2 separate regions of the Homo sapiens genome follow, and region 1 is linked to region 2. A link is a contact called in ENCODE Hi-C or POLR2A ChIA-PET data. All regions are on one chromosome and are shown on one strand. The core of a region is the stretch at or near the end of the contact, and the rest is flanking DNA. Distances in the headings are between cores, read along the strand shown.

Evidence for each region. A loop is a pair of places that touch in the nucleus more often than their neighbours do. ChIA-PET counts read pairs that join two places held with the same protein, here RNA polymerase II (POLR2A). Pooled maps may share reads with other maps.
Region 1: a loop to region 2 is called in a map of B cell, with 5 times the contacts of the local background. The contact joins the promoter of TM7SF2 here to the promoter of SAC3D1 in region 2. A Hi-C loop is called at or near these places in 9 of 168 maps with a recorded cell type or tissue (B cell, CD4-positive, alpha-beta memory T cell, CD8-positive, alpha-beta T cell and 6 more), 20 of 37 single-sample maps with no recorded cell type and 24 of 50 pooled maps. POLR2A ChIA-PET finds 5 or more read pairs at or near these places in 31 of 52 experiments (A549, A673, B cell and 25 more).

The regions. Positions count from the first base shown.
Region 1 is chr11:65,109,923-65,114,274 of GRCh38, reverse strand. TM7SF2 (transmembrane 7 superfamily member 2) reads right to left here and starts at 2,403. Exons shown (of 10, transcript NM_003273.6): 1 at 2,208-2,403; 2 at 1,564-1,760; 3 at 1,410-1,464; 4 at 861-1,055; 5 at 681-784. The coding sequence starts at 2,259. VPS51 (VPS51 subunit of GARP complex) reads right to left here. Exons shown (of 10, transcript NM_013265.4): 7 at 4,352; 8 at 3,672-3,793; 9 at 3,494-3,581; 10 at 2,413-2,948. The coding sequence ends at 2,688. RefSeq lists silencers at 1,592-2,021, 3,287-3,462 and enhancers at 2,152-2,201, 2,272-2,381, 2,304-2,598, 2,295-3,220, 3,221-4,148.
Region 2 is chr11:65,039,134-65,044,072 of GRCh38, reverse strand. It overlaps SAC3D1 (SAC3 domain containing 1), which reads right to left and starts at 2,863. Exons shown (of 2, transcript NM_013299.4): 1 at 2,207-2,863. The coding sequence starts at 2,780. It overlaps SNX15 (sorting nexin 15), which reads right to left. Exons shown (of 8, transcript NM_013306.5): 8 at 3,501-4,387. The coding sequence ends at 4,281. ARL2-SNX15 (ARL2-SNX15 readthrough (NMD candidate)) reads right to left here. Exons shown (of 11, transcript NR_037650.2): 11 at 3,501-4,387. RefSeq lists an enhancer at 1-243 and silencers at 2,195-2,244, 2,265-2,944.

The DNA.
Region 1 (4,352 bases), core at 1,154-3,653, 71 kb before region 2:
TGACACTGAGCTCTGTTCTATCATAAAGATTACCTCTTCTAATCTTCCCAGTAATCTTAGGAGAAAGCTTTAATTTTATCACATCTCAAAGATGAGGAAGTGTCCTCAGATGTGCCTGTCATCAGGCCAGGACCCAGACCCAGGGTGGGCACCTGGCACTCCTGCCTCGGGTAAGATAATTTCCAGGGCAACAGGAGAGGCCTTGCCCAAGAGTTTCTTTGGGTAATCTTGGCCACAGAACCAGAGATCACAGTTGGAATGTTGTCAAGGCCACTAGTGACGGGTAGGTTGCTAACCCCAGCGATCAATTTCAGGTTCTGCACTGCCTTGACCATCAAGCAGCATGCGGTCACTCCCTGGAAATAGATTCTGTGCTTGACTGCTGTTGAGAATTGCACGTGCTCTCCTAACGTCATCCCTGACATGCTGTATATATTTTACTTATTTTTTTCTGTCTTTCCCACCAGAATGTAGGCTCTCTGCAGCAAAGATGCTTTTTTGCCTCTAACTTTATTTTTGTCTCCCAGTACCTAGGCACAGGTGGATTGAACAAATGTTTGTGGAATATGAATGGTTAATGACTCGCATCTGCACAGTTTTGGCCCTGCCCTGCCCAAGCGCTGCTCACCCACCCTAACCCTCCCCCTGGCCTGAGGCCAGCTCAGTCAAGCCCAACATACCCAGCCGATGAGGCCGGGTCGCAGTTCACAGAAATATTTGAAGTCGAAGAAACAGATACGAGGGTTGAGCTCTCGTCCCAGAAAAAAGTCGTAAATCGGATTGCCTGGAGAATATTGGAGAGTGAATGTACAGGCAGACGCCCCAATCTGCCTCCGTCTCCACCCCAGGACCCCTCTCACCTGAGTTCCCCCCAGGTGCCAGGGCCGAAACTGGGGCTACCTGCGCCTTCATGTAGAGAAAGAGGCTGAAGATGAAAGCGGTGAGGGTGGCGACAAACGCCAAGGGCAGGAGCATTTCCGGGAGCGCCCCCAGAGGCAGCCCCGCTGACATCCCCAGCCCCACCAACAGGGCTGTCAGCACCAGGGCCTGGAAGCCTGAACCACAGCGCACAGTGAGCCCTGGGGCTGCGCGCCTCCACATCCCCACCCCGCAAACACACGCAGAGCCCAAAACTCAGGGGGGCCACAGACCCTGCCCCAAGCATTAGGCTGCCACCCTGGCCTTCAGAGGATCACCCCAGCCACTGCTGTGGTGCACGGAGTAGCAGTAAATGGGGTAAGGCTGTGGGGACGAGGGGCATAGGGAGAGCCCCCGGCGTCTGTCCTGGGCGTAACAGAGGCACACAAAGGAGCCTGGGGTGGGGGCCAATCTCCGTGGACCTCCCCGCTAGGCCTGGAGCTCCACCCCCGGCCGCTTAACTCCAGCGCGAGGGCCCGTCCCCTAGGCACCGTTAATAGGATAGCGCAGGCGACTCTTGTCCTTCAATTCCTGCCCCTCGGCCACCTGCGGGTCCAAGGGGGCTCTGATAAGGCCCGGGGCGTCCTTTCCCTCGCCGAGCCCATTCGCTTCCCTCCCCCGAGCGTCCGCGAGCGGGGCCCGCACCTTGCGCGCCGGCAGTAGGTAGAGCGCCGCCTGCAGGCCGAGCCAGGCGAGCCACAGCAGCAGCGCCCGTGGGCTCCACAGCACCTCCAGCCCCGGCAGGGACGCGGGTGGACCCAGCAGGCGCGCGGGGCCCGAACGGGCCGCCAGGAGCAGGTGGAACATGGTGGCGGGCAGCAGCAGTAGCAGAGCCGCGGCGCCTGCGGGAAGGGCCATCACGTCGGGCGTCCGCCCCTAGCCCCCCAGCTCCCCGCCGGCCCGCACGGGCGCCCTGACGTCTCTGCGGGACCCTCTCGGCATTCCCAGAGTGCGCCTCCGCACCCCGTCCTCAGCCCTCGGCCCCCAGGCACCCCGCTGCCTCCCAGTTCCCTTCCCAGGCGTCCATCTTAGTCCCCCGCCCCCAGGCCCCTCGAAGACCCTCCTCCTGCTCCCAGTCGACACCATAAATCCCCGTTCTGCAGCCCCCAGAACCGGCCCCTCCTCAGCTCTCCCTCTCCAGACACCCTTCGCTGCAAACCCCCGGGTCCCTCTGCCTCCGACACCCCCAAAGCCTTCCATCCTCAGATCTCGCCCCCGCTCTTAGTTCACCCGCTCCAGCTCTCCTTCGCTTAGCCTTTGCCCCAGGTCCCATCTCTCTGCCCCATTACCCAGGGGCCCTCCGAATTCCAGCGGGGCCCGGGGGCCCTGAGTGGGGGCCATGGTCTCCGCTCCGCCGGAGAGAGAGGGCGCTCACAATAGTCAGTCAAGGAAACACTGTCCGCCCCATTTCCCAGGAGATGGACTCGGCCGCGCGGAGGATCCGGCCCCGCGGCGCCTGCACCTGCCTGGACACGGAACGCAGACAAGGACCGCTCTCGTCCCAGGGTTTTTAAGTGGAACCGCCCCCTGCCCATGCTGGGCCCAGCACACCAGCCAATCGGCGCTCGGGGGCGGACCCGACGCGGGCGCCTCAGAAGCCTCAGCTTCAAAACCCCGCCCCCGGAAAGGCCCGCCCAGCAAGCGAGAGGAGGAGGCCACACATGTTTATTAGGCCGGTCCTGACACCTGCCTGCGGGGAAGGACCACCGAGACCAGATCCTGGGTGCCATGGGGTGCAGGGACAGACCGGTGCATGGCAGCGGCTGCGCCTAGCCGCGCTCGCAGATGACCTCAACCACACTGGGCTCCATGGGCACAGGGTCTGGGCAGCGCAGGGCAGCAGAGGCCACCACTTCGTCCAGCAGCAAGTGCACGAGTTCTTCGTCGGCCACAAAACGCCACAGGTAGAGCTGCAGAAAGTGGCAGTCCACTTGCACCTGCTGCAGCCCGAAGCGCCCAAAGGTGCGCAGCCGCACACACTCCAGCAGCGTCTTCAGGCTGATCTTGATGATGCCGGTCAGCACCGACACCTGCAGGCAGGGACACAGGGATGCAGCTTGGGGACTGCAGGTGTGTGTGGGGGACACCCAAGTTCCAAGCAGGGGCCCGGGAGACATACGATGGAAGTAGCTGGGATGAGGCAGAAAGTCTCCGGGGCCAGATAAGAAGGGAGGGATACAATATTAGCGCCGTCATCTGGAGGGCAGGGGACAGGTAGGGCCCAGCAATCAGAGGCATCCCTGAGCTTGGAGTGAGGCGGGGCAGGGACCATGGGTGAACAGAAAACCCTGGGGAGGACCCAAGACTACTGTGGGGATAAGGACAAGGGCAAACAGTAATCCCAGGTCAGCACCCAGACTCAGGCTGGGCATACACCAAGACTGGGACAAGGGCTGTGGGATTTGGAGGCAGGGCACTCTGTACTACCTAAAAACAGCCCTAGAGACAGAGACTGGAGGGTCAGGGTCACCCCCAGTTGGTCACAGAGTCCTGGGGCTCCTTGGGCAGGTGTGGGGCTGCTCCAGCCAACCCTCCCCGGGATCCCTGGAAGTCTGAGTCACGTTGGAAGTCGGACCTTGTTGAACTCCACAGGGCTGAACACATCAATACGTTCAGAGAATAGCTTCTGGATATTGCTCAAGAGGTTGGTGTCCATCGGGGCACTGGATTGGGGAAGACAAGGAATCAGAGCCCGCCCTGCACCCTCGCCCTCTTTTGTCCCTTCCCCCTGGGGCTCCCCTGACCAGCCAGACCTGGGGGTATAGCTGGGGGCGTAGCGGCCCTGCTGCCGAGAGCTGCTGTACACGGAGAAAGTCCTCTTGCTGGAGTCGCTGCTCTGGGCCTTGCGAACACCCTCTTCGTACAGGAGCCCCACCTGGTGGTAAAAAGAGGTACTGCAAGGAGGCCCGAGTCAGGGGAAACCACCAGCCCATCGGTGCTGAGGATGCCCTAAGTCAGCTACTCAAGCATCACAAGGATCACAGGGTAATCACCGCGGGGCCCGCTATTTAGTAGGTACATGGTCGCTATTTATAGAACCAGTGGAGTGGGGCAAAGGCAGGATACAAGAGTTGGTCTGAGGTCTAATCTTCAGCACCAGCACCAACCCTGCCCTGACTTCCTGGGTAACCCTGAGCCTCTGCTTCTCCACAGGTAAAATAGGGGCGAAGATGTCATAATCCTGGGCTGAGAAGGAACAAGACCGTGGACATAGGCACTCCCCAGCCCGTTTGGTCTTCATCCTTGGAGACTTGTTCCCCTGGGGTTCCCTCACGGACGCCCTGGCTACAGAACTGGCCCCGTGAGAAGCCCAGATACACATGTCCCCTCCTCCAGGCAGGGACTGCCAGTGATCCTCTGCTGCCCCAGCCCCTCTTGAAGGGACAGTACCCCCAGCCTGCGTCAGGGCTACCCCGGCCAGCCTGGGCAGCACC
Region 2 (4,939 bases), core at 1,614-4,113:
GCTCCTTCCCCAACCTATATTTGAATGAGTGGCCTCAGGCTCTTGACTTCCTGCAGTCCAGATCCTTACTTACAACACTGAAGTGGGCAGGGTTTACGGATTTGGGAAGCTGGCCCAGATAATTGAATGATTCGCCTGAGAGTGTCCTAGGGCGGGTATGTAGTTGAGCCTGACCCCAGTCCAAGTTTTCGGACTTGGATTTCCCACTACCCTGGCTTCCCTGTACCCACAGTTTTGGAAGCCAACTCTGCCCCACTTTCCCCTGACCACCTGGGAAGGCCCCTTCCTTCAGGAGACTCTGCCCTTGCTTCCCTTCTGGAAGAGTCTCAGACACTGGAACCTTGGCCCTCATTTGTAAACTGGGGCTTCTGACCAATAAGTAGGTTGTGAAGTCAACAGCATTTTGTTAAAATTGTATAGGGCAGGGCCTTTTTTTTTTTTTTTTTTTTTTTTTTTTGAGACAGACTTGCTTTGTCACCCAGGCTGAAGTATAGTGGCTCTTGGCTCACTGCAATCTCCACTACCTCCCAGGTTCAGGTGATTCCCCTGCATCAGCCTCCTGAGTAGCTGGGATTACGGGTATGCACCACCACACCCAGCTAATTTCTGCATTTTTAGTAGAGAGGGCCCAGCCAGAACAGAGCTTATTTGGGCACAGTGGCTCATGCCTGTAATCCCAGCACTTTGGGAGGCCAACGCGGTAGGATCACTTTAGCCCAGGAGTTTGAGAGCAACCTGGTCAACATGGCAAGACTCCAATCCCTATATAAAAATAAATTTTAAAAAATTAAAAGAAAAGAAAATCATGGTCCTGCCACTACTACTGTTAACCAGTGCTGTGTCAACAGGCAAGTCACCTCACCACCCTGGGCTTCGATTTCTTCCCCCACTAGACCAGGGATAATTACCATGCCTTCTTCAGAGGAACAGTGTGGACAAAAATAAACCATTCACTGGGCATGATGGCCACACCCGGCTACTTGGGAGGGTGGGGCAGGAGGATCACTTGAGCCCAGGAATTCGAGTGGCAACATGCGAGATCCCATCTCTACAAAAAAAATTTTTTTAAGTTAGCCGGGTGTGATTGCATACATCTGTGGTCCCAGCTACTTGGAAGGCTGAGGCAGAAGGATCCCTTGAGCCCACGAGGTTGAGGCTGCAGTGAACTATAATTAAGCCACTGTACTCCAGCCTGGGCAAGAGTGAGACCCTGTCTCAAAAAACACAAACAGGCCGGGTGCAGTGACTCACGCCTGTAATCCCAGCACTTTGGGAGGCAGAGGTGAGCTATCATTTTGAGGTCAGGAGTTCGAGACCAGCATGGCCAACATGGTGTTGGCCTGTCTCTACTAAATATCCAAACACTAGCCGGGTGTGGTGGTGCACGCCTGTAGTCCCAGCTCTTTGGGAGGCTGACGCAGGCGAATAGCCTGAACCCGGGAGGCGGAGGTTGCAGTTAGGCAAGATCATGCCACCGCACTCCAGCCTGGGCGACAGAGCTAGACTCTGTCTCAAAAACAAAGAAAGAAACAAATAATAAGAGTTTATTGGAATGCATCGCCCATAGAAAGTATCTCTAATGCCTTAAACTTCTGTCTCAGGTATATTCGTGGGCATATGTGTTCTTGTTTGCTTGGTAACCCTGACTGGGCGGGGAGGTTAAAAGAGTTTGAAAATCAGCCGGGCGCGGTGGCTCACGCCTGTAATCCCAGCACTTTGTGAGGCCAAGGTGGGCGGATCACGAGGTCAGGAGTTCGAGACCAGCCTGACCAACATGGTGAAACCCCCGTCTCTACTAAATACAAAAATTAGCTGGGTGTGGTGGCGCGCGCCTGTGATCCCAGCTACTCAGGAGGCTGAGGCAGAAGAATCGCTTGACCCAGGGAGGCGGAGGTTGCAGTGAGCCGAGATCGCGCCACTGCACTCCAGCCTGGGCGACAGAGCGAGACTCAAAAAAAAAAAAGTTTGAAAATCACTATTTAGACCAATTCTCCCTTTCCACCCTTGCCCCCTCCACTTTTATTCCTGAGACAACTAAGACCCAGAGATGGGCCCGAGGTCCCACGTCGGGGCTCGGTGGATCTTGTGCTGTCCTGGGAGGGGGCTAATGGTGAGATGTTAAAGCTAATCCTTCCTTTCCCTACCTCCACTGTCATGGTGGGCTCCTGTCCCCACGCTCTGCCCAGCCGCCAGGATCCCGACTCACCCAGGTTATAGAGCAGAAAGAGGCCCTGGAAGGCGGGTTGGCGGGGGTGCGGCCCGGCGCCCCGCGCGTAGCAGCGCCGCAGCGAGCCGAAGCCCTCCTGCACCTGGGCCTGCAGCAGCACCGGGTCCGCGGGTCCCCGCGCCGCGTCGGGCCCGAGCCGCGCCACTACGGTCAGCAGCGTGGCCAGCGCCGCCTCCAGCACCACAGCTGCCTCGGCGTCGCCCGCTCCCTGCAGCGCCAGGTCCAGGAGCACAGCTCGCAAGCGGTCTGCCACGAAGCTGGCCACCTCGGCGCGGGCGATGTCGGCGCTCTCCGCCACCTCACCGGCCAGGTAGCGCACGGTGGCCAGCAGCACGGAGGGCGGACGCAACTGGCTGGGCGGGGGCCGGGGCTTGCCGGCGGCGGGTCGGCTGTACTCCTTCACCGCGCGCTGCGGATCCGCGCGGGGCGGGTCCTGGCGGCAACCCGGCACCACCTCCAAGCGGTGCAGGCGGTGCTCCCTTTCGCGCTGGGCGCGCTCGGCGGCCGGGCACATGTCCGGGCAGGTGCCCACGGGCAGCTCGCAGCCGGGCATGAGGGGGCTGCGGGGAGACGGTGGGCGCTCAGCATCCCGGGGACGGCAGTGCTGCGGGAAGGCACGCGAGGCCGGCCGGGGGGTGGGGAGCGGCGGGTCGGGGCGGGGCTGAACCTGTCTGGGCCCGCCTTCCCGCCATGATCCCCGGCCTTCGGGCCGCCCATCGAGCCACCTCTGTCCTCTCACCCAGTCCAGTCGAGTTGGCCTCCCGAGATGCACTGCGTTGTAGTCCAGCTACGCCTCTGCGGCTCCGCGCGCTCTAGGGCGGCTAACGGCCCCCATCGAGCGCCAAGTTCAGCTTCGCGCGCTCCCCTTAGTGTTTTTAACGTGTAGCCCGGGCCGCTCCCATGATACACCGGTGTAGTCCCTGCCGCAACCAACCGCTTTGTGGTGAGGCGGGGCGGGGCGGGGCTGAGGCCACGCCTTCCAGCCCGCTGAGCAATCAGGATTTGGCTTTGGGGCCTCTGAGACAAGTACCCGGGCTTTGGGTTCCTCTCCTTCGTCCCTTCCACCCAATAAACCGGCTCCATCGGCTTGTCCTCTATTTCCCTGAGACTATGCTCCCTATTTTCTAGCTCAGGGGCCAGCAAATGTTTTCTGCAAAGGGCCAGGTTGTAAATGTTTTGGGATTTGCAGGCGGCAAAGACTCAACTCTGCAACTGTTTCAACTGCCAGTGTAGCGCGAAAGCAGCTATCACAATACTAAATGAATTAGCCTGGTTGTGTTCCAACAAATTTTATTTATGGACTCTTAAATTTCATATAATTTTCACTTGTCACATATAAATTTCACCTGTCATTGTCACAGAATATTATTTTGATTTTTTTAATCATTAAAAAAAGTAAAAACCACTCTCACAGCCCTTACATTAAAAAGGAGGTGGGCCAGATTTGGCTGCAGGTGGGAGTTTGCAGACCCCAGTTCTAGAGGGGTAAACTAATGGTTTAATGACCACAGCTGCTGCTCACACATCAAGACAGACAGACATGGGCCGGGCGTAGTGACTCATGCCTGTAATCTCAGCACTTTGGGAGACTGAGGCGGGTGGATCACTTGAGGTCAGGAGTTCGAGACCAGCCTGGCCAACATGGTGTAACCCCGTCCCTACTGAAAATACAAAATATTAGCTGGGCGTGGTGGCATGTGCCTGCAATCTCAGCTACTGGGGAGGCTGAGACAGGAGAACTGCTTGAACCTGGGAGGTGGAGGTTGCAGTGAGCCGCGATCCCACCACTGCACTCCAGTCTGGGCGACACAGCGAGACTCCAACTCAAAAAAACCCCAAAAAGACAGGCAGGGTCAGAAGTGTGAGTCCTTGATTCCAAGGTGGCAGGTGTAATCAGGGAGCTAAGAATTCATTATTTTTCTCATTCTTGGTCCAGTTACCTACAGAAATGGCTCCTGTAATTACAAGACCAGGAGGTAGGGCCAGGCCCTGGGGAGAGGAGAAGGGGCTGGCAGTGCAGGAGCGAGAGTCCCAGGGAATGGCCCACTCCCTGTTAGGGTGGGAGTTGAGACAGGTGCAGGCGCAGGATCTCCTCTGCCCGCTTCAGGTACTCAGCTGCCTTCTTCTTCACACCTTCCTGGCGGGCAGGCAACGGGTCACCTGTGGAGAGAGAATGCTCAGCTGAGGCACCTGGGCACCACTGGCCTGGTCAGAACCCCTGGTCGGGTCCTTTACAATTCGCAGAGCATCACCATGTGCTTTTCCCTCCTCTCTGGGGCCCAGCATCCATTCTCCTCAGTCTACAAATAAGAAAACTGAGGCCATGCTGGGCGCGGTGGCTCACGCCTGTAATCCCAGCACTTTGGGAGGCCGAGGTGGGTGGATCACGAGGTCAGGGGTTCGAGACCAGCCTGACCAACATGGTGAAAGCCCATCTCTACTAAAACTACAAAAATTCGCTGGGCGTGGTGGCACGTGCCTGTAATCCCAGCTACTCAGGAGGCTGAGGCAGGAGAATGGCTTGAACCTGGGAGGTGGAGGTTGCAGTGAGCCAAGATTGTGCCACTGCACTCCAGCCTGGGCGACAGAGCGAGACTCTGTCTCAAAAAATAAAAATAAATAAATAAAAATAAATAAAAAATAAAAATTCAAAAATTAGCCAGGCATGGTGGTGGGCGCCTGTAATCCCAGCTAGTCGGGAGGCTGAGGCAG